2 separate regions of the Homo sapiens genome follow, and region 1 is linked to region 2. A link is a loop called in an ENCODE intact Hi-C map of the cell type or tissue named here. Cell type or tissue: K562. All regions are shown on one strand. Links, peaks and the distances in the headings refer to the core of each region. The heading gives the core; the rest is flanking DNA. Region 1 overlaps MEIKIN (meiotic kinetochore factor). Region 2 holds the start of LOC105379173 (a long non-coding RNA gene).

What was found. Hi-C counts contacts between places; a loop is a spot of excess contacts. Peaks named below come from ENCODE experiments on the same cell type or tissue, not always from the same donor. Only the 100,000 strongest peaks of a DNase experiment are listed, where the experiment ranks them.
Region 1: it touches region 2 in a loop (2.5-fold over the local background); 6 of 110 quality-filtered maps call a loop at or near these places.

The regions. Positions count from the first base shown.
Region 1 is chr5:131,801,884-131,816,725 of GRCh38, forward strand. It overlaps MEIKIN (meiotic kinetochore factor), which reads right to left. Exons shown (of 13, transcript NM_001303622.2): 13 at 5,107-5,375. The coding sequence ends at 5,353. Among named protein-coding and RNA genes, the nearest start is that of FNIP1, 12 kb to the left of the region's middle. In K562, for the core only: no CTCF peak of the experiment used is centred there; no DNase peak of the experiment used is centred there.
Region 2 is chr5:131,413,309-131,430,279 of GRCh38, forward strand. It overlaps RAPGEF6 (Rap guanine nucleotide exchange factor 6), which reads right to left. Exons shown (of 28, transcript NM_016340.6): 27 at 15,594-15,908; 28 at 10,613-13,983. The coding sequence ends at 13,958. It overlaps LOC105379173 (a long non-coding RNA gene), which reads right to left and starts at 9,394. Exons shown (of 3, transcript XR_007058929.1): 1 at 8,702-9,394; 2 at 1,763-3,869. In K562, for the core only: a CTCF peak has its summit at 9,969; no DNase peak of the experiment used is centred there.

The DNA.
Region 1 (14,842 bases), core at 31-8,030, 380 kb after region 2:
CTAATTTTTTTTTTTTTTTTTGTATTTTTAGTAGAGATGGAGTTTCACTGTGTTAGCCAGGATGGTCTCGATCTCCTGACCTCGTGATCCGCCCACCTCTGCCTCCCAAAGTGCCAGGATTACAGGCGTGAGCCACCGCGCCCGGCTGACAGAATTTAAAATAATGGAATGGATGACTTTACGTGAAGGGAGTGTATATATAAAAAAGAGGGTTCAGAACTAAGACCCAAAGAGGATAACACTTACAGGTCTGGAAGAGAAAGATCCAACATAGAAGAATGAGAAGGAGCAGCAGTAAGACAAGAGAAGAAAATGTCTCTAAAAAGAAATGAGTCAACTGTGTTGAATGATGCTGAAAATTCAAGTGTTCATTAGATTTGTCAATATGGGTATCTTCACAAGAACAGTTTCAATGGAGTAATGTGAGTGAAAGCCTGAAGCAGTTTCCAAAAGATAAAGGGGGCAAAATGGAAGTGGTAAAGCAAATGCAGACAACTCCTCTTTTTTTGCTGAGATGGGGAGCAGAGAGGAGATGGAAAGGGACAATTGGTTTTCTTTTGTTTTAAGATGGAAGATAGTAGAGAATTTTGTATGCAACAGAAACAACCTAATAGGGATGGTGAAAATAAGCACCTACTATGTTCCAAGTGCTAGGAATACAATATGAACAAGATGGGTACAGGCCCTGCCCTTAAGAAACTAAATAACAAAAAAGCTATTACAGATTGTCATAAGTTATTTCAGGGAATCAAACTTTTCCTTCAAATATAAATTGGCTTGAAATCCTCATCTTGAATTCTATTATAAGTGCACAAAACTATGACAAAAATTATTTCAAAAAATATTTTCCAAACATTTAATATGCTTAATATGTATCTGTGCTAGAATCGAGCAATACAATAAAGAACAAGACATAGTTTCTGCATCAAGGACCTTACAGTCTAGGGAGAAAAAAACAATTGACAGGCTGGGTGCAGTGGCTCACGCTTGTTAATCCCAACACTTTGGGAGGTCAAGGCAGGTGGATCACTTGAGGTCAGGAGTTGAAGACGTGCCTGGCCAACATGGCAAAACCCTTGTCTGTACTAAAAATACAAAAATTAGCCAGGCATGATGGTGCACAGCTACCAGCAGTAGTAGTCCAAGCTACTACTCAGGAGATTGAGGCAAGAGAATCGCTTTAACCCAGGAGGCGGAGGTTGCAGTGATCCGAGATTGTGCCACTGCACTCCAGCCTGGGTGACAAAGAGCAAGGCTCTGTCACAAAAAATACAAAATAAAAATAAAAAATGGACAGGCAATTATAGTACATTTTGATAAATGCTATGATGCGGGAAACTCTAGAAAGATTTTGATTGAGTCCATTAGTCAGGATGTTCTACATTGCACATGATAGAAAACCCAAACAAAACTAGCGTAAGCAAAGAATGAAATTGATTAGCTCTCATAACTGGATCTAGTGTAGATGAACAGTTCAGGCACAGCTTTATCCAAGGACTGCATCAATGGTATCGAGAATTCAGTTTCTTCTTCTCATCTCTAATTTCTCTGTGCAGACTCTATTCCAGGCAGTGTTTCCAAACATGGACATAAGCTGGCTGCCAGCAGCTTCCAGGATATATCCTTTCAGATGAAAGTCCAAGAGAAAAAGAAAAGTCTGTCCCAGCATTCCAAGAAAAAAACTCTGATATTTAATCCCAATAGGATCATTTTAGGCATTGGACCCATCACTGAACCAATTACTGTGCCAGAGTTGAGAAGGCTAACATGCATTGGCTTATGCCATTAAAGGCCTACCCCTGGAACTATGGGTGGGATCAATCCCACCTAAACCATATGGCTGAGAAATGTAAAATCCACTTAGGATAAAGTTAGAAAGGCAATGGATAGATGCAGGGGAAGTCACCACACATGTCCACTACCAATATCCATAACAGAGACAAAAACTTGGGGTCAGCTGCACAGAGATGGTAACTAAGCCATGAGTATATGAGATCACCCAGTGCAAGTGTTGCATGAGAAGATGCCCCAGAACAGAACCCCAGGAAACACCAAAACTTAAAGATTGGGCAGAAAAAAAGGAGCCTTTGTAAGAAATGGAAAAGAGTGAGCTAAAGATGAGATGAAAGCCTGGAGGGTAATGTTTCAGAGAAGTCATTCTTTTCTGGAGGCTTTTAGGAAGAAAGTACTAGTCTATAACATCATTAGCTGGAAGAAGTTGGGTAAGATGAGAACTGAAAAATACCCCTTAGATTAGCATCAAGGAGGTTGCTGGGAGCCTTAAGGGGAACAATGTCAGCGGAGAAACAAAGCTAAGGCCAAATTATGTGTGTTTGGGTATGTTTAGGAAGGGTGAAAGGTGAGGGGTCTGTGACAAAGTAGAAAGCACGCTCTTTAGGAAACATGAATACAAACGGATGAAGAATGATAGGCTAGCTAGAAAAACATATGGAGTCAAGGTAGGATTTAACATGTAAGATGATGAAACATTTTAAAATTCTGGTTAGAAAATAAGAGTAGAGCAGGAGAGGTTGAAGATAACTTATCTGGAAAGTTTGGGCATCACACCTTTATATAAACATATATGCTATATACACAACATAAAAGGCTATTCATTACTGAACAAACCATGATGAATGATATCTTGGAGAGGTGGGAAAAAAAGTTCTAGTTAAAAATGGAAATGACATCAACTTTCATGTACTTTTTTTTTTTTTTTTTTTGAGATAGGGTCTTGCTCTGTCACCCAGGCAGGAGTGCAGTGGCACGACCATGGCTCACTGCAGCCCTGCCTCCTGGGCTCAAGCAATTTTCCTACCTCAGACTCCCGAGTAGCTGAGACTACAGGCAAGCACCACCACTCCCAGCTAATTTTTGTACTTTTTTTGTAGAGATGGAGTCTCCCTACGTTGCCCAACCTGGTCTCAAACTCCTGGGCTCAAGTGATCTGCTTGCTTCAGCCTCCCAAAGTGCTGGGATTATAGGCATGAGCCACTGTGCCTGGCTCTTTCATGCACTTTTAACTGAACTTTTGAGGTACTTATGACCTGAGATTTGTTTTTAATGAGATAAAATTTTAAGATATAATTTTAAATGCTTAAAAATAAAGTTTAGTTACATGCTGAAGTAAAAAGGTTGTTTCATTAACCTTTTTTAGATCGCAGACTACACTGAAAATAGATAAAAACTATGAATCCCTCATCCCAGAAAGAGATGAATTCCTTTTTTCATATTCTTCCAGGGAGATTCACTGAAAGACCTCTGAGGCCTGGAACAGATGTAAAGATTACGCATACAACCTTTTCCAAGGACTTGCCAATAGGATTCCTCTTTGGACTTCTCATGTCACCAGCCAGCAGGCTTCTTCTGCTTTACTTTTTTTTTTTTTTTTTTCTTTGAGACAGAGTCTTGCTCTGTCACCCAGGCTGGAGTGCAGTGGCGTGGTCTCGGCTCACTGCCAGCTCTGCCTCCCGGGTTCATGCCATTCTCTCGCCTCAGCCTCCCAAGTAGCGGGGACTACAGGTGCCCGCCACCATGCCTGGCTAATTTTTGGTATTTTTAGTAGAGGCGGGGTTTCACCGTGTTAGCCAGGATGGTCTCAATCTCCTGACCTCGTGATCCGCCTGCCTCGGCCTCCCAAAGTGCTGGGATTACAGGGGTGAGCCACCGCACCCAGCCATTCCTTGCTCTTAATCATAATTGAAGTTGTTATATCCTCCACTCCTAAGCCTTGAATGCCAATGCCAATTCCAATTCCTTCCTCCCTCTGACCTTTCCTTGTGCTGCAGTCTATAAAACAAAAACATTGAATGTGCCTTTTCTGGGGAGAAGGAAAAAAATATTATATTCAAATACTCCTGCCCCGTATCTTGGCTCCATCACTTCCTAAATTACATAGCCCTGGCCAAACATTTACCTCTCAGAGCTACCTATATTTTCTTCATCAGCAATGTGAAACCATCAAATGTTTATTTCTTCCACCCCACCAGGCCCAATCCAAGAATCAAGTATCTTTCCTTCTCACAGGAACCTATCACCTGATTAGAAACTAGCAAATAATTCATTCTCATTCTCTCACATCCCACTTGAAATATAAACTGCTTGAAGGCAGAGAAGAGGGCTTCTATTTCATTCCTTACTTCCCCACTGCTTATCACATTTCTTCTTTTAAAACCACCACAAGAGTTGCTGACTTAGTTGAGTATTAATTTAGAATACAGGTCTAAATTTTATGCTAGTCTCCATCGTTAACGTTCTCATCTATGTTTCTTCACAACTTTTCCATATTTCATCTTCAGATGAAATCACAAAATCACAAATAGCTTTGTTAGTGGCTTAAAGCCTTGTCAAATCATTATAAGAGTACCTTCATAGGGATGCCTTGTTAAAAATAAATACTATACAGATTATTTAACTGCAAAATAACTCATAGATGTTACAATCTTTCTTAATCCTGAAGTTTTGAAAATTTGACTCTTATGAATGTATAATATTAGTAAAGCCCTTTAGCATCAAGGACTAATCAAGTTAAAATCTCTCCAAGTTATACAACTGGACTCTGTTCACTGTACAGGATCATTGCTTTTTAAGAAGGGAATTGTTGAGATACTGCAAGTTATATTACCAAATTTTTAAAAATCCTACAGATAGTATTAGCTAAAGAAGGTTTTTTGGGGGGGGATAAGGTAATGTATTAAATAGTGTAGGACTGATTATACATATTATACATTCCCTACTTCAGCAAACCTTGAGTATAGAGTTTCTTTCAGTCAGACCTGAAATTAGGTCTCTCACTCATGTGGTTTCAATTAAGTTCTGTTATAAATAGCTCATAATATAAGCATTTTCATTTTTAGCACTTCAATAACTTCACTACTTTTTTGTTTTGTTGTTTGTTTTTGTTTTTCTCTACATTGCTTTAGAGAAAGATTTACTACTTTTAATCGTACTAGCGATAAACTTTGAAGAAAAAAAAACAATCAAAGGAAGTTACATTGTACCCTGGCATTGTCTTTCTTTTTTCCTTCTCAGACCTCTCAGGGATGAAGCCTCTTTATAAATAGCTAAAACCATCTATTTTAGTTTACAGTCTTCTAATACCAATGATTTGGTTCTTTATCTTTTAATATAAATACATATATTTAAGAAGCATATGGAATAATTTTTTTTCTTAACTGATTAAAAGTAAATGACAAGAACCTCAGTAGAATTTCAACATAGAGATATATCACAAATAACTGGAGAATTTTTAATTTTTAATTTCATATAATTTCAGGCAGACATTCTGCTTTATAGACTTTGACTTCACACTCCTGTCTTCAAAGTGGTGAAAATTCAGCCACAGCTGTTTTTTCATGCCATTTTTATTATGATATCTGGAGAAAAAAAAATAACAATAGATTACTTTGTATACAAGCAGGTGTCCAATACTTACTAATAACCAGTCTGCAGGGGAGAGAGCACTTAATGCCCAGGTCACTCTAGTTTCAGCCCATCAAGCCTTAGGAAACAAATCCAGAGGCCATTTAAAAAAAAAAAGGAATATTTGGCTCATCCCTTCTAGGACATGCTGAGGACATGTTCTCTTTGGAGAAGCAAGGAGATCTGCTCAATAACATTCTGGTGGAAAGCCCAGCAAAAATTGCTGTCAGTGGCCATCACAGAGCCTTTAACCCCAGCCTTGTAACCTGGAGCACTTGATCCAGTTGTGCTTTTCATGACCCTGTCCTCAGCCACCACCCAGGAAGTCGCCTCTCATATTCTCTTGCCCATCCTTCCTTTGCATTTTCCTAACCTTTATTACAGTTGAACCCAGGTTCCATCCCGAAGACAGGATTGATTCTGGGGCCTTTGCCCCCACATCTTGTGCCAAGAGATCCAGAGTGGAACCAGCTTTACCTAGTTAACACTGCCACTTTCATACTATCATATACCTCATCCTCTGGCCAAATCAGCCGATATCAATGGCTCTGAAATTTTGTTGCATCTAAAACTACCTAGGATTTTAAAATCCTGATATCTAGGCCATCTTCCATACCAATTAGATAAGGGACCCACATATCAGACAACCAGGAAGGTATGATGTGCAGCTAAGCTGAGAACCAGACACCTGTATCTTTGCTATTCAAAGTGGGGTCCATGGACCAGTTATGTCAGCATCACCTAAAAGGTTGTGAGAAATGTAGAATCAGCAGTCCCATTCTAAAAGTACTAAATCAAAGTCTCCATTTTAACAAGATCCTCAAGCAATTCACAAGTACATTAAAGTCTGGGAAGTGCTGGCTATACCTACTACTCTCTACTCCTCCCTGTTTACTGACCTCAGACACTGCTCGCTCATTAAAGACTTTGCAAAATGGTTCACAGTCATCCTCTCCACATGAACTTCTGGGTAACTTCCCAAATGGGTAATCAGCCCACCCAACTATCTTATCTCACCTACCCTTCAAATTCTCAGTCTTCAAATACACATCCAAGGCCATGACCTATATTCTCCCTCACCATCACCTACAGTGCATCATTTCTGATGCTTTACAATACTAGAGACCCAAAAGTCATCTCTAACTACCATTCTTTCTTACTACGCTGCACCAGTACCTATGTTAGTCACTAAGCCCTGTCAATTATACCAATAAAAAATTTCTAGTTTAAACTGGTTCTCCTAAATCCTACAAAAATCCTAAATCAGATCCCTGAGGCGATTACTTGGGAATCTGCATTATTTATAAGTTCCTCTGGTGGCCTGAGCACCACATTTTGAGATACACTAGCTCAGATACTTATTTTTTCAACTTTGCTCACTGGAACTTTTGCAAAACTCCCACTTGGCCTTTTTGTTTCTAGGGTCATTTCTTTTTCTCAAATCACCCCTATACTTCCTGTGAGAATGAGCAAGTAAAAAGTAAATTTGGGCCAAGTGTGGTGTCTCATGCTTGTAATCCCAGCACTCTGGGAGGCCAAGGTGAGCAGATTGCTTGAGCCCAGGAGTACGAGATCAGCCTGGGCATCATGGTGAAACCCAGTCTCTACAAAATACATAAAGATTAGGTAGGCATGGTAGCACCTGCCTGTAGTCCTAGCTACGTGGCAGAATCGCTGGAGCCTGGAAGGTCGAGGCTACAGTGAGCTGTGATCACACCACTGCACTCCAGCATGGGCGACAGAGCAACACTCTGTCTCAAACAAACAAAAACAAAAACACATATATACCTCTATTGGGCTTGTTTTACATATCTGACTTCCTCTATGAGACTATAAACTTTATAAAGACAACTATGTCTTTATCTCAATATCACCAGCAACTATTTCTAGCATATGATATCCAGACTCAATAAATGTTTGCTGAATGAGTGAACCAAATAACTGGAGAACTTCATCTTTTCATTCTATAACCATATGACACTAAAACAACAGACTTAAAAGGCCTCCACGATGGCAAACTAGTTGGATTTCTTTATCCCCAAGGCACTGGCTGGCATACTTCATCTCTTTATTTTCACTAGAACAATGGTTCTGTGTCAAAGACTATACACACTTACCTGACATATTCTTTACATGAGGTGGCATAACCCAATTTACCATCAATGACGCTAACCAGTCAGCATATTTTAGGCTTTTTGCAATTTGATAAAAACCAAAGAACAGGCTGGGTGCGGTGGCTCACGCCTGTAATCCCAGCACTTTGGGAGGCTGAGGCAGGTGGATCACGAGGTCAGGAGATCAAGACATTCCTGGACAACAGATGAAACCCTGTCTCTACTAAAAATACAAAAATTAGCTGGGCGTGGTGGTACGTGCCTGTAATCCCAGCTACTCGGGAGGCTGAGGCAGGAGAATCGCCTGAACCAGGGAGTCGGAGGTTGCAGTGAGCTGCCACTGCACTCCAGCCTGGCAACAGAGTGAGACTCTGTCTCAAAAAACAAGCAAACAAACGAACAAAAAAAAAAAAACAAACAAAACCAAAGAACAGTTTTCAAAAGGGAGATGAAGAAAGCTAAACTTGAGAAATTAACCTAACCTATAGAAACAAATAATTATTGCATAATGAGTGATTATTATATGTCACACTCTTTACAAAGATTATCTCTAGTCCTCACAACAATTCTTTGAGGTAAGAACTACTATTTTACCAATTTTACAGATAGGAGGCTAAAATTCAGAAAGTTTAAGGAATGTGCTTATGTAACAGTTAGGATTTGAACTTAGGGATGTCCTATTCTTAAGTGATTTGTACTACCATCTTTCGGATACTCGAATAAATATGTTTCCACTTCATTTGTCATATATCTGTGTGATACTTCTGCCTGCTATTATTATCTAGAAAATCAAATTTCTCACTAAAGATAACATATGCATCCAGTTAAAGGCCGTGATTCTACAGTACTAGACTGAGATATGAATTCATAACACATAATTTATCGTCTCTTCTGGAGCTCAAAATAGAATAAAAAAAAATCTTAAAATTTACTATAAGGATAGCTGCAGGTTTTGTCTGATTAGCCAAAAGGTATTATTAGACTTCTCTAACACCTCAAAGTTAAAAGTGTCCTCTCTTGGGTTCCTACAGTGTCTTGTTCTAGTTCTGATTCTACAAGTAATAAGCTCTGTGCATTTGGGCAAGTCACTTAACCTGGCCAGGTCATTTTTGTTATATGTAAGATGAGTAAAATAGACTAATGAAATGGTTCTCAAATGTTTGTGCTTACTGGAATCACTTTCAAAATGCAGGTTCCTGTGCCATCTCTAGAGACTGAAGTTTACCAGGTCTGTAGTTATTCTGGTGAGGTAGTCAGAAGGACCATGCATTGAGAAAGCTTAGACTAGATGTTTTCTACAGCCTCCTTTATCTGGCTGTCACTATTCCAACGACTTACCCACACCACCTCCTCTATCACATCTCTTTGGTTCACTTTCACCATTGTTTTTTATTTAATCAGCATAGTGCCAGTTATTAATGAACAAAAATCATACTGATCACAGTCCTAGACTGAAATTCAAAAGTGAATTTCACCCTGTAGTCCTGATTAGATTACTGCCAAAATAGCTAAAACTTTAAATGCCAGGACTAAAAATAGGCTGCTGCATGTTTAAAATAACATGATCACTAGTTAGCTTGGTGCTTTGCTATTTTTACTAAAGGAAAGAGAGAAGTGGCCAGAGGTTGAAAGGGAAACAGGAGGCAGCTGTTACGGTGAGAGCCTAGAAAGAGGCCAGGAGATGGCACCGTTAGTTCATTAGTTCAACATTAATGGGGAGGGGAATTAAGGGCAGTTATCTCTGTAAATTAAACTAAAAAACTTCAGTCTGAACACTCAAAAGAACCTCCCAGACACACTTTGGTTTTGATTTGTTGCATACTTAAGTCCAGAATTTTAACAATATCTAACGTCAGAAACTAATATGACAGGCCAAAAAGATCAAATTAAGAGTGTTGCTAGTGTTATTTGTAAACTTTTTCTTTTCTTTTTTTTTTTTTTAATTTTTTATTTTTGAGACGGAGTCTCACTCTGTCATCCAGGCTGGTATGCAGTGGTGCAATCTCGGCTCACTGCAACCTCTGCCTCCTGGCACCTGCAACCATGCCCAGCTAATTTTTGTATTTTTAGTAGAGACAGGGTTTCGCCATGTTGGCTAGGCTGTTCTCGAACTCCTGACCTCAGGTAATCCGCCCACCTCGGCCTCCCAACGTGCTGGGATTACAGGCATGAGCCATCATGCCTAGCCAACTTCTTCTTTTTTTTTTTGAGATGCAGTCTCACTCTCGCCCAGGCTGGAGTGCAGTGGCACGATCTCGGCTCACTGCCAGCTCTGCCTCCCGGGTTCATGCCATCCTCCTGCCTCAGCCTCCTGAATAGCTGGGCCTACAGGTGCCCATCACCACGCCCAGCTAATTTTTTGTAGTTTTAGTAGAGATGGGGTTTCACCGTGTTAGCCAGGATGGTCTCGATCTCCTGACCCGCCTGGGCCTCCCAAAGTGCTCGGATTACAGGCCTAAGCCACTGCGCCCAGCCCGGCCAACTTCTTCTTAAAGTATAACAAATACACAGAAATGTACACATATGTACAGCTTGATAGGTTTTCACAAACACAACATACCTGTGTAAACAGCACTGACATAAGGAAACACAACATTATCGGCACCCTAGAATTCCCCCTTGTAATCCCTTCCAAGTAATGCCCCCACTCCAACAAGGGCATCCACTATCGTGATTTCCATTATAGTTTAGTTTTGCCAAGTTTTATACTGTATGTAGATAATATTAAATATACTCTACTGGGTCTGGCACCCTTTGTTAAACGCATCATTATGTTTGTAATTTTGTATATAACATGTAATATGTAACAGTTGCATATAACTTTATATTGTTGATTTTCACTGCTATATAGCACTTGAATGAATGAATATACCATAGTTGATCCATTTTACTTAATGGGCATTTGGATAGTTTCCAGCTTGAGGCTATCATGAACACTGATGCTATTAATATTCTAGTAGATATTTTTTGGTGACACATATATACATTACAGTTGGGTATATTCCTACAATGAAATTGGTAGGTCTCCAAAGGCCTTCCACCTTTGTAATTTCCAGGGGTCAAGTAGTATGAGGGACATCCCTATTAAGGCGAAGAATTAGGTATTGCATCTGGCACCTCCTATAACCAAAAGGCAGACACAATGCCTAGTCAGCTTTTTTGGATGTTGGAGTTAACATATTTCTCATTTAGGTGTGCCACTCCAGCCCACTCACTGAGTGACCTAAAAAGCTGCTAGATTTGAAGGGAGGCCCAGAACAAGAGAATCATCTGCAATAGGTCGAGGTTGCTGTGGAGCTGCTCTGAAAATTGTGCCAAATGATCCAGCAGATCCAACGGTGCTTGTAGTGTTAGTGGCAGATAGAAACGCTGCTTGGAGCCTTTGGCAGGTCCCTGCAGGTGACTCCCAGGGTGAACCTTTAGGATTTTGGAGTGAAGTCCTTCCATCCTCAGTGGAAAACTACTCTTTTGAGAAACAGCTTTTGGCTTATTGCCAAATTTTAGTAGCAACTAAGCACTTAATCATAGGCCATCAAGTTACCATGTGACCCACACTGCCTATCATGAACTATGTGCTGTCTGACCTACCAAGTCATAAATTTGGTGTTAATGGCAGCACTCCATTATCAAATGGAAGTGGTTTATGTAAAATTGAGCTTGAGCAGGCCCTGAAGTCATAAGTAAGTAACATGAGGAAGTGACCCAAATGTCCATGGCCCCCACCCTGGCTACATTACCTTTTTTCTCACTGCCTGCTCTGAAGATGACATGAGGAGTTCTCTACAATCAGTTGACTGAGGAAGAGAAAACTCATATTTGATTTACAAATGGTTCTCTATGATATGCAGGTACTGCCTTAAAGTCGACAGTTAGAGCACCTACAATTTCTTTCTGGGACATCCCTAAAGGAAATTGGTGAAGATAAGTCCTCCCAGTGGGCAGAACTGAGAGGAGTGCACCCGGTTGTGTGCTTTGTTGAAAGGAGAAATAACCAGATATTTAACTATATTCTTTTTTTTTTTTTTTGAGACAGAGTCTTGCTTTGTCACCCAGGCTGGAGTGCAGTGGCATGATCTTGGCTCACTGAAAGCTCCGCCTCCCGGGTTCACGCCATTCTCCTGCCTCAGCCTCCTGAGTAGCTGGGACTACAGGCACCCGCCACCATGCCCGGCTAATTTTTTTGTATTTTTAGTAGAGACGGGGTTTCACTGTGTTAGCCAGGACGGTCTCGATCTCCTGATCTCATGATCCGCCCGCCTCAGCCTCCCGAAGTACTGGGATTACAGGCTTGAGCCACCGTGCCCAGCCGATCTTTAACTGTATTCTAGAGTGGTAGCCAATGATTTGGCTGTATGGTCAGGGACTTGGAAAGAACATTGTATTAGTCAGGGTTCTCTGAAGGACAGAACTAATACAATATATATACATAAAAGGGAGTTTATTAAGGAGTATTAACTCACATGATCGCAGAGTCCCACAATAGGCCATCTGCAAGCTCAGGAGCAAGGAAGCCAGTCCGAGTCCCAAAGCTGAAAAACTTGGAGTTCGATGTTAGAGGGCAGGAAGCATCCAGCATCAGAGAAAGATGTAGGTTGGGAGGCTAAACCAGTCTAATCTTTTCACATTCTTCTGCTTGCTTTTATTCTGGCATGCTGGTAGCTGATTAGATAGATGATGCCCACCAAATTGAGGGTGAGTCTGCCTCTCCCAGTCCACTGACTCAAATGTTAATCTCCTTTGGCAATACCCTCACAGACACACACAGGAACAATACTTTGCATCCTTTAATTCAATCAAGTTGACACTCAGTAATCCATCACAAGTGGACTGAAAAATTTGAAAGGAGGCATTGGACAGATCTTTTTTTTTTTTTTTTGAGACAGGATCTCACTCTATTGCTCAGGCTGCAGTGCAGTGGCGTGATTACAGCTTACTGCAGCTTCCACCTCCTCGGGCTCAGGTGATCCTCCCACCTCAGCCTCCCAAGTAGCTGGAACTACAGGAGTGCACCACCACACCTGGCTAATTTCTGTATTTTTTTGAAGAGATGGTTTCACAATGTTGCCCAGGCTGGTCTCAAACTCTTGGGCTCAAGCGATCCACTCGCCTCAACCTCCCAAAGCGGTGGGATTACAGGCATGAGCCATCACACCCACCCAGGACAGACCTCTCTCAATGGGAAAAAAAAGAAAAGAAGAAAAGAAAAGAAGGATGTATGCCATAAAATTCTCACCAAAGGTGATCTTAGCAGAGGAGGATTTTAATAATGAAGTGAATATAGGATAATCAAGTCTGTGGAAACCAGTCAGTCTCTATTCCAGCCACCTCTGTCAGAACAGGGCTGGGGAAAGAGGCTAACTGGTATCCTCTTTGTTCATGGCTCATGAACAAAGTGGCCACAGTGGCAAGAATGGAGGTCATACATAGGCTCAGCAATATGGATTTCCACTATCCAAGGCCAACCTGGATGCCACTGCTGAGGGCCCAACCAGTCAGCAGCAGACAACAACACTGACTCCAAGTATGGCACTATTCCTCTGGGTGCTCAGTCAGCTTTGTAGTTGATTACATTGAACTACTTCCATCATGGAAGGGGTAGCATTTTGTTCTTACTAGAACAGACCCTCGATACAGATTTGCCTTCCTCATACAAAATTCTGCCAAAATTGTCATCCATGGTCTCATGGAATGCTTTACCCATTGTCATATTCCATACAACATTGCTTCTGATCAAGGAACTCACGTCACAGCAAAAGAATTTCAGTATGAGTCATTGCTCCTGGAATTCACTGGTCTATGTTCCTTATCATGCTAAAGAAGCTGGCCTAATAGGATGATGGGATGGCCTTTTGAAGATTCAGTTATAGCACCAGCTAGGTGGCAATAACTTGCAGGGAGGGCAGAGTTCTCCAGAGGGCTATATATATGCTCTGAATCAGCATCCAATAAATGGTACTTTTTTTCCCTCCATAGCCAGGAATCAAGGGGTAGAAACAAAAGTGGCACCATGCATTATTAACCCTGGTGACCCACTAGCAAAATTTATTCTTCCTGTTCTCATAATTTTATGCCCCACTGGCTTAGAGGTCTTAGTTCCAAAGGGAGAAATTCCTCCACAGGAGACTAATTCTATTAAACTGGAAGTTAAGACTGCCCCCAGTCACTTTGGAGTCAATAGGCTAAGAAGCGACTTACGGTGTTGACTGGGGCGACTGATCCGGACTACCAAGGAGAATCTGAACTACTACTCCACAATGGTGGTAAGGAAGAATATGTCTGGAACACAGGAGATCTCTTAGGGTATCTGTTAATTTTATCATACCCTGTGATTAACGTTAATGGAAAACTACAACAACCCAATCCATGCAGGACTGCTAATGGCCCAGACCCATCAGAAATAAAGTTTGTGTCACCCACCAGGTAAAGAACCATGACCATCTGAAGTGCCTGCTGAAGGCAGAAGGAATATGGCATGGGTAATAGAAGAAGGTGGTTATAAATACCTGTTACGATCACCTGATTAGTTAGGCAAGTATCTTTGTTTTCTTCTCTCTCTTATCCCTTTATCATATGATGTACAATGTATTAATAATAGTTAACTTTATATCACAGTTTTTAAGTTACAGGATAGCAAGAAGAAGGGTGAACATTGCCCGAAACTTTGTATCCTCTTCTGGGGAAAGGGTTAGCACATTTTCAGTTTTATGCAGGAGAGTTGTAGCATGTTAGGCAAAAGTATGACTTTATTATTGTCTTTATCTGGAGATTAAATTATGGTTTAAGGAGATGCAAATGGATGCATAGTTGATAAGGAATGCGCTGTGATGGTTAGTTGTGTGTGACAACTTGCCTAGGATATATTACACAATTATTCAGTTCAATACTAATCTAAGCGTTGCTGTGAAGGTATTTTGTAGATGTGGTTAATATCTACAATAAACTTTATATAAACTTCAAGGAGATTATCCCTGATAATATAGGTAGGCCTCATTCAATCAGTTGAAAGGCCTTAAGAGCAAAACTGAAGTTTATCTGAACAAAAAGAAATCTATCTGTAGACTGCATCATTGGCTCCTGCCCAAGAGTTTCCAGCCTGCCATACAGTTTGCAAACTTGCCCAGCTATACTTCTACAGCTCCATAACTGTATAAGTCAATTCCTTGTTTTATTCTCTCCGGAATGGTAATTTGCATACGTTAGGCCTTATTCTATCCTCTATAACTTTCAACCTCTCTTTAATGTTTTCCATATATATAAAATTGGCTTTTTCTTTTGTAGGATCCTGACAAATACAGGATCTTGCTATT
Region 2 (16,971 bases), core at 5,446-13,445:
TGGAGACAGGGTCTCACCATGATGCCCAGGCTGGTCGTGAACTCTTGGGCTCAAGTAATCTTCCTGCCTTAGCCTACCAAAGTGCTGGGATTCTAGTGTGAGCCACAGTGCTCGGCCATTTTTGCTGCCCCCAACCCCTTTTTGGCAGAGTCTCCCTCTGTCACCCAGGCTGAAGTGCAGTGGTGTGATTACGGCTCACTGCAGCCTCAACCTCCCAGGATCAAGTGACGCTCCTGAATGGCCTCCAAAGTAGCTGAGACTGCAGGCACGCGCCTCCATGCCCGGCTAATTTTTAAAATGTTCTGTAGAGATGGGGTCTCTCTATGTTGCCCAGGCTAGTCTCAAACTCCTGAACTCAAGATATCCTCCTGCCTTGGCCTCCCAAAGTATTGGGATTACAGGCATTGCTCGACCTTCTGCCCATTTTAAATTGGGTTTTCTGTTGTTGACAGAGAGATTTTATTTGATAATAATTTAAATAATATTACTTTTAATATTGATAATTTAAAGAAATATTTTTGAAATATGTATTTTAAATGTTATATAAAATGCATTTCAAGTATTCCAGTGTAAAATATACACTGTGCTCTCCCAATCAGAATGGAATGGACTTTATTTGAACCCCTACAGATAACAATATTGTCATTAAAAATTAGGAAACTGAAATTTAGAAAGGATGAGCACCTTATCCAACAGGACACTGAATTTTTCAGTACTACCTTCAGAGATCACTGAACTGTAGCCTGTTTTTGTCTAGGCTTAACTAGGGAAGAAGCCACTTTCGATCTCACGCAAATGGTTAACAGAATCTATTTCCTGTGGCTGGGGAGCTGAGGGCTCTGGCTTCTTGCTGACTATTGGCTGCAGTCCTCCCTTAGCTCCTAGAGGCCTCCTGCAGTTCATGTCCCCATGTGCCTCCTCAACATGTGCACTTCATTAAGCCAAGGAGAGCCTAGAGCTAGTTTGCTAGCAAGATGGAGTCTTATACAGTGTAACATAATCGTGCAGCTACATTACACCACCTTTGCCATTTTCTATTGCTGTGAAGCAACTCACAGGTCTCAATCATAACCAAGGGGATGATACAGTAGAAAATGGCAAAGGGCATGACTACTAGGACACCAGGGTGGCAGACTGTATTTTTCAAAAACAGCCACAGCAATATTCTCTGACATGGTCTTCTAGAACCTTGTTACTTTTTATCAACAATTTCCTCTGCTTCCCTGTCACTGAACCTGGGTGACACACTGTGATACAGCTTGCCTGGCTCTCTCTTTTGCGATACTTGCCCTTGAAACTCAACCTCCATGATCTGAGGCAGGCCAAAACAGCCCATATGGAGAGATCACATGGAGAGGTTCACGTGGTCAGGAATAGAGGCCTCAAACAACAGCCAGCATTAACTCTCAGCTATGAGCTTTCAAATAATTCCTGTCCTGAGCCTGAATCTTTCAGCTAAGGCCTTAATCACTGTGGAGCACAGAAAAGCCAGCTTTTCTAAACCCTGTGCAAATTCCTGAACAATAAACAAGCATAATAAATGGTTGTTTCATGCCACTAAATTTTGGGTTGATTTGTTACACAGCCATAGTAATTGGGACATGTTAATAGAATAAAGGAGCAAGAACCCACAATTATTTCAATACATGCAGAAAAAGCATTTGATAGAGTCTGACATTTATTAATAATTAAAAAGTTCCAGCAAATTATAAATCGAAGGGAACTTTCTTAATCTGACAAAGAGTTAATACATAAAACTTACTGCACACAGTGTATTTATTGTTGACAGTTTTTCTCTATCATCACTTCTATTCATTATATTGGAAGTTCTGGGTAACTGAAAAAATAAAAGGCATAAGAATTAGAAAGGAAGAAATAGAACTGCCTTTAGCTGCAGATTACATGTCTATATAGAAAATCTGAGATTATTATTATTATTAGGATTCAGTGAGTTTGGTAAGACTGTTGGACACTGGAACAACATTAAAAAATCAATTTTATTTCTATTTGACAAAAAATAATCAAAGTCTGGGCACAGTGGCTCGTAAGTGTAATCCCAACACTTTGGAAAGCCAAGGCAGGAGAATCACTTGAGCCTAGGAGTTCAAGACCAGCTTGGGCAAAATTAGTAGACCCCGTCTCTACAAAAACATTAAAAAATTAGCTGGGTCCATGTGGTGTGCACTTGTAGTCCCTTCTACCTTGGAGGAGGTCGAGGCTATAGTCAGCTGTGATTGCACCACTGCACTCCAGCCTGGGCAACAGAGCAAGAAACCATCTCTTAAAAGAGAGAATAATTAACAACTGAAAATTTAGAAGCTACTATTTATAATAGCATCAAACATACTGCTTAAAAATAAATCTTACATAAAAAGTATGAAACTCTTAAACCAAAACAATAAAACAGAGCAATAGAAAATCTAAGTGGAGAAATATACTACATTCATAGATCAGAAGACTAAATTTCAAGATGTTACTCTCCTTCAAAATGATATATAGATTCAAGAAAATCACAATGAAAATTGCAATTGTATGCATATGTGTAAGTGTACTTGTGTGTAAGTTGGTAAGCTGGTTCTAAAATTTTTTGGAAATACAATGATACAAGACATCAAAAAAGGAGAACAGGGTTAGAGAACTTTCTCATTAAGATATTGATATGTGTAATACTAGAGTAATTAAGAGTGTGGTATTGGAAAATGGAGAAATAAACAGGCTAATGAAACAGAATACAGACCCCAGAAATAAACTCAAGTATACTGGACACTCAAGTATATATGGACACTTGATTTACAGCAAAGATGGCAGTGAAGTGCACTAGACAAAATGTCTTTTCAATAAATGGTGCAGGAACAATCTGTAGGTAGAGGAATGAAACCTGACTCCTACCTCATACTACACATAAACATCTATTCCAGATCTGTTTTAGAGCTAAATTTAAAAGGCAAAACATTTAAAATGTAACACAGAATATAATCATGAACTTAGAGTAAGGACTTCTTAAGCAGAACACAAAGGCTGGGTGCAGTGGCTCACGCCTGTAATTCCAACACTTTGGGAGGCTGAGGTGGGTGGATTACTTGAGGTCAGGAGTTTGAGACTAGCCTGGCCAACATGGTGAAACCCTGTCTCTACTAAAAATACAAAAATTAGACGGGAGTGGTGGTGGACATCTATAAATCCAGCTACTCGGGAAGCTGAGGCAGGAGAATCACTTGAACCCAGGAGGCAGAGGCTGCAGTGAGCTGAGATGGCGCCACTGCACTCTAGCCTAGGCTACAGAACAAGGCTCCATTTCAAAAAAAAAAAAGTCAGTAGAAAATGATTTAATAAAAACCCTGCAACACAAAAAGCACTAACTATAAAGGAAAAGAATAATACATTTCTCTAGTTTAAAGTTAAGAACTTCTCAAGAGACACCATTAAGTGTATGACAAAGCAAGTCAGAGAGGGACAAGCTATTTGCCACAGGTATAGCTGACAAAGGAGTCAGATCCAGAATATATAAAGAACACCTCGAAATCGATTTAGAAAAGAATACTTACAAAGGCATTTCATAAAAGAGGAAATGGCCTATAGTAATATGAAAAAGGTGCTCAACCCCACTAATAACTAGGGAAATGCAAACTAAAACCACAATACCATTACATACCAACCAAAATGGCCAAAGTGAAAGAAGAACGCTGAAAATACCAACTGGTCAGAACAGATGAGAACTTGCCAGGGAGTCTTTGTAATACACAGTTGTTCAATATATATTGTTAGACTTCTGATTTTTTTTTTTTAGTGCATATTTTGTACAGGTATGTTTTTCATTCCCATTCAGAGTTGGACCATTTGTATTTTCTGGTAGGTTTCTCTTGTGGTCCCTGAAAAAATCCAATGCTTACTGAGTATTGCAAATCCTATGCCCACATTTACAAACAATATACATATTAGAGTATTGCTAATACCATACTATCATTCACTGTTATCCAAAGATTATCCAACTAGAACCTAAAATTCTATGACATTTCCTGGTTTGGAAATGCTTCAATTTTGTCAAATATTTCACTATTGGCTGCAGAAACATCTGCAATGACGACTAAGAAATTACCTTGCTCTCTCTTTAAAAGGAGACTTCCAAGAGTCATATTGTAGCGTGGCGCCACCTGGTGGTTCCACTGTATCCAACGTATTTTTTTTCTTCTACCATCTCTTCCCCCTTTCAGCCCTTTTCTTGTTTCTCCTCTTCCCAGGTTCATCTGCCACTACATTCCACATTAGACAGCAGCACAGTTAACACTTCGCCATGGCCAATTCCGAACCTATGCAGAGTTTTACAGAATGAGATAAAGCACTTCTCTGTATGTTTATTAGATAATTTTTTCTTTTATGAAGTGCTTCATTAAGGTTTTTGCCCATTTTTCTATTGGGTGTTCCTTTTCTTTGGTATACAGAAGTACTTTACATACCTGGACACCTGTCCTTTGACGGTTATATGAATTAATATATTTCCCAACTCTACAGGCTTTTTGTTTTTGTAAATGGTGTTTTTTGGTGAATGCATTCTAGTATAGTCAAATATATCAATCACTTCATTTAGAGTTACATTTTCTTTTACCTTATTTAAGGAATCCTGGCCAGGCGCCTGTAATCCCAGCACTTTGGGAGGCCGAAGTGGGCAGACCACTTGAGGTCAGGAGTTCAAGAACAGCCTGGCCAACACGGTCAAACCCTGTCGCTACTAAAAAAAATACATACAAAAATCAGTCGGGCGCAGTGGTGCGCACCTGTAATCCCAAGCTGCTTGGGAGGCTGAGGCAGGAGAATCGCTTGAACCTGGAAGGCGGAGGTTGCAGTGAGCCAAGACAGTGCCACTGCACTCCAGCTTGGGTGACAGAGTGAGACTCTGTCTCAAAAAAAAAAAAAAAGAAAAAGAAAAAAGAAATCCTTATTACTTCTGAAATTTTGTTATACAACTTTGTTATTTCTTCTGTAAGTGTTTGGTAGAACTTACCAGTAAAGTCATCCAAGACTGAAGTTTTCTCTGTGGAAAAGCTTTTAAAGAGGATTTAATTTCTTTAATAGAGGACTATGAAGTTTTCCATCTTGTTATAGTTTTGTTAAGCTGTGTTTTCTATGAATTTGTATATTTCATGTACATTTTACTTACTCAAAGTGTCTTAATATCTCTCTAATTTCTTTGTAATTATAGTAATTCTGGCTGAGGTGGGTGGGTCACAAGGTCAGGAGATCAAGACCATCCTGGCTAACACGGTGAAACTCTGTCTCTACTAAAAATACAAAAAGTTAGCCGGGTGTGGTAGCATGCGCCTGTAGTCCCAATTACTCAGGAGGCTGAGGCAGGAGAATTGCTTGAACCTGGGAGGCAGAGGTTGCAGTGAGCCAAGATCACGCAACTGCACTCCAGCCTGGGTGAGAGAGCGAGACTCCTTCTCAAAAAAAAAAAAAAAAAAAAAAAAAAAAAAAAAAAAAAAATATATATATATATATACACACACACACACATATATGTACATAAATATATATTTATATATACGTATATATACATGTATATATACGTATACATATACACATATATATGTATACGTATATATACATGTATATATACGTATATATAAATATATATTTTATATATAAATAAAAAATATATTTTATTTATATATACACATATATAAGTATACATAAATAAAAAATATATATAAATTAAAAAATATATATATATAAATAAAATAATTCTTTGGTTGGGTACAGTGGCTCATGCCTGTAACGCCAGCACTTGGGGAGGCCAAGGTGGGAGGATTGCTTGAGCTCAGGAATTCAAGACCAGCCCAGGGAATATAGTGATATCTCATTTCTCTTTAAAAAAATAAAATAAATAAGTAGCCGGGCACACCTGTAATCTCAGCTACTCAGAAGACCGAGGTGGGAGATCACTTGAGGTTGAGGCTGCAATGAGCTATGACTGTACCACTGCACCCCAGCCTGGGCAACAGAACAAGATCCTGTCCCCACCCCCGCCCACCAAATAATAATTCTTTTCCATCTCCAACACTGGTTAGTTCTGCCATTTTTTCCCTTGATCATTTTCACCAAGGGTTTACCAATTATTTTTTCAAAAAGCAATTCTCGTGCCTCAGCCTCCCGAGTAGCTGGGACTACAGACACTCGCCACCACGCCTGGGTAATCATATCCAAAAGGTTCTGATATTCTTATTTTCATTTCAATTCGGTTCAAAATACTTTCCATTTTCCACTGGATTTGGAGCTACATTTCTTCCAAATTTCATAATTTTTATTTAGTTCTTCTGTAATCAGACTGCCTTCTCTATATGATTTAAGCCCTCTGAAATTTATTAGTAAGTTTCTTTATGGCCTAACATTTATTCAACTTTGATAAATGATCCATGTTCATCTGTAAATAACATATATTTTGCAGTTATTGATACAGTGTTCTATACAGGCCCATTAGATTAAGTTTGTTCACTATGTTGTTCCAATCACTATTTCCTTACTGATTTGGTGGGAAGGGGTGTGTGTGTGTGTGTGTGTGTGTGTGTGTGTGTGTGTGTGTGTGTGCTTCTATCATTTCCTGAGACAGCTGTGTTAAAATCTTATATATAGACTTCTACTTTTGGTCAAGATGGAATACCTGTCACTCTATCCTCCTGCCTGAAGCAACTAAAAAACTGAACAACGTAGGTAAAACAATGTCACTTAAGACACGGGCCATCAGGCACTGAAGAACAGTAACTGCTGACCGAACATGAAACAAAAGAGGTAAGCCCTGCCGCTGCCCCAGAATTTATTTCCTGAACAACATTTCTAGGCCATAATGCAAGGGAGGGGAAACCCAGACCAGAGTCCACCAATTTTTCCAGATTTTAAGAGACAGAGGCAAGAGTCAGGGAGGCTAAAGGGCTACAGTTCAATCTTTCATAAACTCTCCCAAGAATAGACAAAGAGGAAACAACTTCCAGCTCTTTCCACGAGGACATTTTTACATTAACACCAAAATCTGACAAGGGTATGAAAAGAAAGGAAAATTATACACCACCTCTCTCTTGAATACAGATGCTAAAATTCTAAATGAAATATTGCAGCCGGGCGCAGTGGCTCACTCCTGTAATCTCAGCACTTTAGGAGGCTGAGGTGGGCGGATCACGAGGTCAGGAGATCGAGACCATCCGGGCGAACGCGGTGAAATCCTGTCTCTACTAAAAACACAAAAAAATTAGCTGGGCGTGGTGGCAGGAGCCTGTAGTCCCAGCTACTCGGGAGGCTGAGGCAGGAGAATGGTGTGAACCCAGGAGGCGGAGCTTGCAGTGAGCCAAGATCACGCCACTGCACTCCAGCCTGGGCAACAGAGCGAGACTCTGTCTCAAATGAAAAAAAAAAAAAAGAAAGAAATATTGCAAAATAAATCCAGAGATACACAGAAATAACATGACTAAGTAGGAAGTTTATTCTAACAAAACGAATGGTGAGGTAGGAGGGCAGGAGTAGACACGGAGGAATTAACACTATGAAATATATTATTAATTCACTAGACTAACAGGTAAGAGAAAAATAATTTGATCATCTCAATAAATTCAAGAAAAGCATTTGACATAATTCAACAGCATATACTTTCTTAGCAAGGTATAAATAAAACTTCCTTAAACTCATAAATACCACCAAAATCCTACAGCAATCACTATGCTCAACGGTGACATCCGAATGCGTTCTCGCTGAGATCAGGAACAAAGAAAGGAATTCCATTCTGACCACTTTTTGAGACAGGGTCTCACTCTGTCACCCAGGCTGGAATGCAGTAGTGTGATCAAAGCTCACCTCCTAGGCTCAAGTGATCCTTCTACCAACTAAGCCTTTTAAGTAGCTGGGACCACAGCTGTGCACTGGCACACCCAGCTAATTTTTTGTAGAGATGGGGTTTCACCATGTTGTCCAGGATGGTCTCGAACTCCCGGGCTCAAGCAATCCTCCCACCTCGGCCTCCCAAGGTGCTGGGATTACAGGTGTGAGCCACTGGATCTGGCCCACTCTGACCACTTCTATTCAACACTATACTGGGCATTTTGGCCAGTGCAGTAAGACAAGAAAAGAAACCAGCACTTTGGGAGGCCGAGGCGGGCGGATCACGAGGTCAGGAGATCGAGACCACCCTGGCTAACACGGTGAAACTCTGTCTCTACTTAAAAAAAAAAAAATACGAAAAATTAGCCAGGCGCAGTGGTGGGTGCCTGTAGTCCCAGCTACTCGGGAGGCTGAGGCAGGAGAATGGCGTGAACCTGGGAGGCAGAGCTTGCAGTGAGCCGAGATAGCACCACGCAGTCCGGCCTGGGCAAAAGAGCGAGACTCCGTCTCAATAACAACAACAACAACAACAACAAAAGACAAGAAAAGAAAATACAAAATGACTAGAAATAAATAAGTTATTATGAACAGATATGAGTATGCAGAAAATTCCAAGAGAATCCACAAATTGTTAGCATTAATAAATGAACTGAGCAAGAGAGCTAGATATAAGGTCATTATAAAAATCAATAGTTCAATACTGTAGCAACAAATAGTAAACAATTACAGACCTGAATAGACTTCACAAAATGGTCCAAATGGTCAATAAGTATTTGAAAAGATGCCTAGCATTATTAGTCACTATTAAAATTTAAACCACAAGATACCAGTATATACTTACCAGAATGTCTGAAATGAGAAAAATAATAGGCTGACCAGGCTTCTCCAGAGGCACCTTCTGGGAGAGCCAGTTCTTCTCTTCGTCTATCAAGTGCTTCTTGGGGGTGGAAGAAGTTAAAGGAAGTGTATTTCTGGACCAACACATCCTTAACTGCAGGGACTGGATTTCTGACATCAGACATATATAGTAACTTGCATTTGTTTCCTAGAGTTGCTGTAACAGATTACAACAAATCGGGTGGCTTTAAGACAACAGAAATTCATCATCTCACCATTTTGGAGGCCAGAAATCCAAAATCAAGATGTTGGCAAGGCACCATTTCCTCTAGAGGCTCTAGGAGAGAATACCTTCCTTGTCTCTTCTAGCTCCTGGAAGCTGTCAACATTACTCGACTTGTGGCTACATCCCTCTCTGCCATCTTCATGTTGCCTTCTTCTGGTATCTTCCTTTGTTTCTCTTACAAGGGCACTTGTGATGGCATTCAGGCCCCACTCATAATCTCATCTCTAAAATGCTTAATTACATCTGCAGAGACCCTTTTTCCAAATAAAGTAATATTTACAAGTTCTCCAGGGATTAGAGCTTGATATTTTGGGGTAGCCGTTTTTCAATTATACTTATTTTCTACTTAAAAAAAATTTCATTTCACCAGTGCCATCTGATACAAATATAAATATGTGTATTTTTTCTTTTCTTTTTTTTTTTTTTTGAGACAGTTTTGCTCGCTGCCCAGGCTGGAGTGCAATGGTGCAGTCTTGGCTCACTGCAACCTCCGCCTCCTGAGTTCAAGAGATTCTCCTACCTCAGCCTCCAAAGTAGCTGGGATTACACGACCCCGCCACCATGCCCCGCTAGTTTTTGTATTTTTAGTAGAAACGGGGTTTCACCATGTTGGCCAGGCTGGTCCTGAACTCCTGACCTCGTGATCCGCCTGCCTCGGCCTCCCAAAGTGCTGGGATAACAGGCGTGAGCCACCATGCCCGGTGAAGAAATATATTTTCTAAATAAAGAAACTAGTGAGACTGTGGAGAGATGGTCAGGGGGACAGAATGGCCTGGGAAAACCTGGTGAAGAGGGGGTGAACTGGAAGAAGGTAGAAGTCTTAGCTATAATGGGAGTAACATTCTCTGGGTACCGAGGGAAAACTGTGAGGAGATTTTAAAAAAGGAGCTAAAGTAGAATTTCCTTCTACTTTGCCAGGGTCCTGGGATCTAATCCCATAAAAGTGGCTGTATTTACATATACTGCCCAAAAGAGGGGGCAATAGGCATGCTTTCGTAGACCCAGCTGGCTGCCCATTTGAAATCTATTCTTTCCTTCTTCACTGAAGAGTCCTAAATTTGTTAGGAACATCAATTGCTCAGATAAAATAGATAATTTCCAAGGCACCCTTGGAGCTACCAGTCATGCAACAGAGGTCTAACTAATGGGATGTAAGTACAAACATGCAAGTGGAGCTTCTGGAAACTACTGTTTTGTTCTCTTTGCGTAGAAAGAGACACATATTTGCACCTTTTCCTTACCTAAGCCTATCCTTTTCACCCCTACTTTTGCCATCCTTGACAGCATCGTGGAGGAGTTACAGTATCAGCCCCGGACAGTTTTGTCTGTAGACTTTTCTACTGTAAGAAGAAAAAGAAACAGACAACAATAACAAAAAGACAAGCCCCAATTGAGTTTAAGCCACTGTTAACTTGGTATGCCATCAAACACAATTTTTTAAACCTAAACAATAGCTATGGTGTTTCACAGATTTGACATAACCAACAACAAATGGACCACTCCAATTTTTCTGGATAGTTAAAAAATAAGGCCTTCACACCAACACAGGTCCCAGACTGGCACTCTCGAATGACTAAGTTTGTAATTATTTCATCAGTTCCATACATTTATAATTAAGTACAGAGAAGATTAATGTAGATTCTTTATTGATTCCACCAATGTATTAGTAGATATGATAATAATAAATGGTATTTTTACATTCTCTTAACCAAAAATATAACAAATATTTACACTCAGTAAAAATACAAAAAGCATACAGAGGCACTGTCTTTCTAAAAGACATAAGTTTAAGAGGTATCAAAAAATAGGAGACAAACATTGCTTGTTACAGGATACCTTACAATCAATGAATTGTGCAGTAGAATTGCTATCTGATTATTACAGATGTGCAGTTTTGTTTCTGTCTTTTGCTGATTAGCTTACATGTCTCAATTTTAAAAGATCAAGTTCAACTGCATTCTGTGTATCAAAAATAAAGAAGCATTAAAAATGCACAACAAAAGTCAAAGATGAACCAGGATTCAAGTTTAAATTTGAACATGTACTGTGACACTTTTGACACTTTTCTGAAGATTTATCCCGTTTTTCTAGCCTTTAAGGTAATGCTGAAGGAATACATATACTTTAATATCACCTTTTTTAGAAACTTAAAATTGAATCAAAATAATCAGTTTTAAGGAAGCTTTTTCTCCTCCTTCCTTTTTTGTAGAGGAAAGAACACTTGATAAAAATTAGATTTGTTCTTAAAAACACCCATGATTACCATCACATTTTCAGCCTGGGAGAGATTCTCAAGGAGGTGATATAGATCGCAATGATGTGATTTATCACCCTCAAGAAAATTCACTAAAGGCTTTTTCTCCCCAAAGATCATATTGAAAGTAATCATTTGGAGTAAATTAGAATTATTAACTTTAATAAGCTTTTATGGAATCATGTACTGGATTTACTAATTCTCAAAATCTTTCACTATAAAGATATTTTGTTGAAACTTACTATTTGGCAAAAGTTTGCACTGAGCGTTAACTGCTTCAACAGTCTTGGCAGATTGAGAGTTGTGGCAGGAAGAGAGGGCACTAGTCTCTTCATTAAGATTATAAATTTATAAAACAAAAACAAATGGAGATCTGGAATTGGAGTAAATGCAGCTTAAGACTTCTCTTGTTCTAGTCATATGACAAACTAAGAGAAGGCAGGAATGTACCCTTAGTTAAAATATAAAAATCAAAACCTCATGATTTTTTAAGGGATACATACATAACAAACTACAAAGCATTTGGCTTTGGCTCCTGATCAATGTGATCAGCTGATCTGAACACTCACAGTTAAAGCTAGATAGATAAAACAAAGGCAGCTGTAAGGTGCAAGTCCAAAACCATAGGCCTCAACACTCTGTGCAAGATATTTACACTATTAAGGACAAAGACAGGTAAGGCTTCCATTTGGTTTGAAAGACCTGCTAAATAAAGACATTATGAAAACAGCACATTTTTCTGGGGAAATGAATATAAAATGGTGAGAGTAGACATCTGAATTTGATAAAAAAAGTGGGTATAGCAAAAATATATTTCACATTGTTTTGCTGTGGCCATGAAAACAAAATTATGCAAATCAGTGAAGGAAAAAATGTATAATCATAGGACCACTGTTTATAGGCCAAATCACTGAAGTGTAACTTTCAAACTAGGATTTTTGGTTCAGGTTATTTCCCATTTCAAAGGACCAAGAAAGCTATGGAACCACCAAGCCTCATTCTATCATACCTGCGATTAATTTCTAAGGCTTAAGTTTCAGATTAATGTTTCTTTACCACAGGAATTTTTGAAATGCTATTATTCCTAAAATAAAGAGACAATCATGTTGATGGGAAAGATGAACTACTACCATTTACCACTTACAACTGATTCATGATTTTAAAATGAAGGGGGATATGCAGGAAGACAGACAGCAGAGACAGCTAGGGAAAGACAACACATTTCTATAAAGGAGGCCACAAACCAACTAAATCCTATGTGGACACATACGGACAGCCATTCAGAAGTAAACCCCTTTTGGCTCCAAGTTGATCTGGGTAGTGCACGTTAATGGCTTTGGCTTTTTTTTTTTTTTTTTTTTTGGTAATTACAGAAGTTTATTAAAATTTCACTTGCTTTTACATTAAAAAAACTGAAAAAATTAAACTTAATATATATAAAATATATTTAATTTGCAAAAATGTGAAAAATCTGCCTCATCCAGTAAACAGTCACTGAAATTTTAATTAAGAGTGCCATACCCATGAGGCTGGAAAAGTATGTCCTCTCAAGGGCTAAAAACTGAGAACCAAGAGACAATCATTTCTGTAACTCCAGCTCCTCTTTCTCCCACAAAATGTTACTGCAGCCAGCTGAGAGCTGCAGGGTATGTCAGGTCAGACACAACCTGGTGCTATGAGATGTGGGGGAGGCATGCTGCAGAACACTGCATAAAGTCAAATTCGTCTTCATTATTACAACACCCATGATAAGAATTTCTTTAAAAAAAGTATTCCATACTTGAGTTATGAGAGATTTTAGTTTTGGGTTTCTATAGACCAGAACTCTCTAGAACCCAGTCTCTATTTGTTGGATCTATACTTTCAGTTACAATTCGATGCAGCATAACTTTCACTTAAGGAAGAATTTGTATACATGTCATTTAACATCAAAATTTCATTCTGTGGAAATTAGGGTTCCCACCCTCCTCCCCAAACTACTCCCTCCCATTTCCCAAAGGACTGACAAGAAACCCTGTGGCAGCTTCATTTGGCCTTCCACACCATGACCAGCAGGTTCCTAACACCTCAACTGCAAAGGGCTTCCTATTTCTCTCAAACTGAGACCTACATTGCATTGGTGCTACAGATCAAGTCACATCTCTGTGTAGATCAAGCATATCACCTCTGTAAAGATGACTTCTGTTTGGTCAGACCAGAGACAATTTTATGACCTCAAACATGAATATCAGCTAACAAGAGCTCTCAAATACAAACAAAACCACAACAATTCAAATAATAAGTTATTTTTCAAATATACAAGAATATCCTTGGTATTGGCAGACAATTTCAATTTGTCCTTCAGCCCAAGCTATGGCTTGGAAATAATAATGCCATTATCTTTAAAATAGCTTGTTAAAGAAAAATCTATAGCAATATACACAAGGATCACTCTGAGTTTACATTTTTTCTGTAACTGTGGTCCCAAGGCAGTTCCGGCGTGCAAAGTGGAGACTGGTATCCAGGCATAGCATCCATTGCTCAGGAAACTATTTATCTGCAGAAATTAAATGAAAGGAAGCATAACTCAGGTCTATTTCATTGCTCGGAGTAGAGGGAATAAAACCTCTGGACTGGTTGTAGCAATGAGCTGTTCGTTAGCAATGGCCTGCAGAATCATGAGGTGGTTCTTGCCCATTCCTCCACGACTTTCAGTGGTTTTCAAATAGGTCATCCAAAGGCTAGACTGCTGAAACTTGTTCATTTTCTGAAAATAAAAAATATATAATTAACTGGCAGATCAGCATATTAATGAGATCCTAATAATCTAGTTATCTATTTAGAAAATCAATGTCAACAAAGAAATCCTCTCAAACATTGCATCGAGGCCCAGATTTTATTATAATAATACCTATGATTTCTGATCACATTGAAGGTTGACAATAAACTGGAATTTCATGGTTTTTAATCATTTTATTACTCTTGTTTAAAAGCATAAATTTTCATTTATTTTCAATAAAACAATCATTTCTCAAACTATTGGCACAGGTACAAAGTCAGTCAAGACTTTTGCTAATAAAAGGAACTATATCAATAGAATCATTTCAGATAATTTGGCATTTGAAACACAGTTTCAAGTTTCCATGCATTAAGGTAAAATACAATTCCATTAATGTTAAAAGTATCCCATTAGATTGAGCCACTGTTTCATCAAAGATAAGAATATTCCATTTGAGCCACAGGGTACTAGGCACACAGAAATAGGCAGCTTGCCCATTTCATTTAAAAAATACACCATCAGTGCGGGGTACAGTGGCTCACACCCATAACCCCAACTTTGTGGGAGACTGAGGCTGGCAGATTGCTTGAGTCCAGGAGTTCAAGACCAGCCTGGGCAACATGGTAAAATGCTGTCTCAAATACAAAAAATTAGCTGGGTGTGGTGGTGTGTGCCTGTAGTCCCACCTACTTGGGAGGCTGAGGAGGGAGAATTACCTGAGACCAGGAAGTTGAGGCTGCAGTGAGCCACGATCATGCCACTGCACTCCAGCCTGAGTGACACAGCAAGACCTTGTCTCAACAAACAAACAACCCACACCATTGGCTGGGTGTGGTGGCTCACACCTATAATCCCAACACTTTCGGAGGCTGGGGTGGGAGGACTGCTTCAGGCCAGGAGTTCAAAACCAGCCTGGTCAATATAGTGAGACCCTGTCTCTACAAAGGAAAAATTTAACAATGAGCCAGGCATGCTGGTGTGCACCTGTAGTCCCAGCTACTTGGGAGGCTGAGTTGGGAGGACTGCTTGAGCCCAGGAGTCTGAGGCTGTAGTGAGTCATTATTGTGCCACTGCACTCTAAGCTTGGGCAACAGAGTTAGACCCTATCTTGAAAAATAAAACAAAACCAAAACACTCCCCCATACTATATTTAGGAACTTTTTTTTTTTTTTTGGAGACAGAGTTTTGTTCTTGTTGTCCAGGCTGGAGTGCAATGGTGCGATCTTGGCTCACTGCAATCTCTGCCTCCCAGGTTCAAGCAATTCTCCTGCCTCAGCCTCCCGAGTAGCTGGGATTACAGGCATGCGCCATAATGCCTGGCTGATTTTGTATTTTTTTAGTAGAGACGGGGTTTCTCCATGTTGGACAGGCTGGTCAGGAACTCCCGACCTCAGGTGATTCGCCCGCCTCAGCCTCCCAAAGTGCTGGGATTACAGGTGTGAGCCACTGCACCCTGCCGGCAGGAACTTCTTACTTTTTAACAGAGATTCAAGGCATTTAAAGAAACAATTACTAATTACCATAAAATACCAAAGTAAAGACCATTTAATGTGTTCAGCAATTCATTTAAGAGCCTTTAAGAGAGCTTGTCAACATACCATCTGCTTCGCTATCTGCATCAGTCACATCTCCTAGTTTAGGATGGAATGGCTGCAAATTATGCCTCTGAGGCTGAGTTACAATCTTCGATGGAACACAGGCCACGAGGTTGCTACTGAGAGAAGCTGGTGGCAGTCTAGAGAGGCTGTTATGCATCATCTTTGACCTCTGCACTGCCACACTATAATCTGGAGGTTTTAGGTGTGTGTGGGGTCCTTCCTTTAGGTCCGCTAAAGAAATCCCCAAATATCCTGGAGGAGTGGGAGGTGGCTCCCTATACCTATCGTCCTTCTTGGGTGAGGTGACACAGTACACTGGCATGAAAAATAAGCAATGAAAATGTTAATGAAAAAGAAATGGAAAAAAAAAGAAACCACCCCACAAACTTATTACAATGACAAAATACAACTTAAAAATAGACAAAATGAATAAACTTGAATGATGGCAGATCAAAAACATTTTTTAAAAGTTTAATAAACAAACCTCTTTTTAAAATACATAAACAACTATATTAAGTCCTGTAAACATTAAATAGAACGAGAGAGTTGAAGGAGATGACACTGATGACAAGCTTCCTTCTGCAATTCAGCCCCCATATCACAGAAGTACATGACAACTCCTGAAGTCACACCAGCCCTAAAGATATCAGAAACATTTAAAAGTTCACCCTACACACCGATTCTCTGTAAACTGGGAGACTTTACATAGAAATGACATTTGGGCCATCTGTTTAAGGGCTGTTTCACCTTCTCTCTGAGACATGAACCAATGTTTTCTGGCACTCCTGGGCAGATTAGTTCTCAGTCCTAGCATATAAACTTTAACTTTGCTGGTACGGAGGAACTAATTCCTTCAAGAACTTTACTTCTGGCCAGGTGCGGTGGTTCACGCCTGTAATCCCAGCACTTTGGAGGCCGAAGTGGGTGGATCACCTGAGGTGAGAAGTTTGAGACCAGCCTGGCCAACATGAAGCCCCATCTCTACTAAAAATAAAAAAATTAGCTGGGCATGGTGGCAGGCACCTGTAATCCCAGCTACTTGGGAGGCTGAGAGAGGAGAATTGCTTGAACCTGGCAGGCGAAGGTTGCAGTGAGCCGAGGTCATGCCACTGCACTCCAGCCTGGGCAATACAGCAAGAGTCCATCTCAAAAAAAAAAAAAAAAGTTGGAAAAAAATGAATGAGCTAAAAACCCAACCTATAATGCAATTTGACAAGTAACTATAAAATCAGCACATTTCACCTTCACATTTTTAGTAGTTAAATGCGACACCATGACTGTTGCATAAATTTAACAGTTGATTATGATATTAATTCAAAGTAGAGTCATTCCATATAAGTAGAAAAGCAGTTTTATATCCACGTATTTATATAGTTTA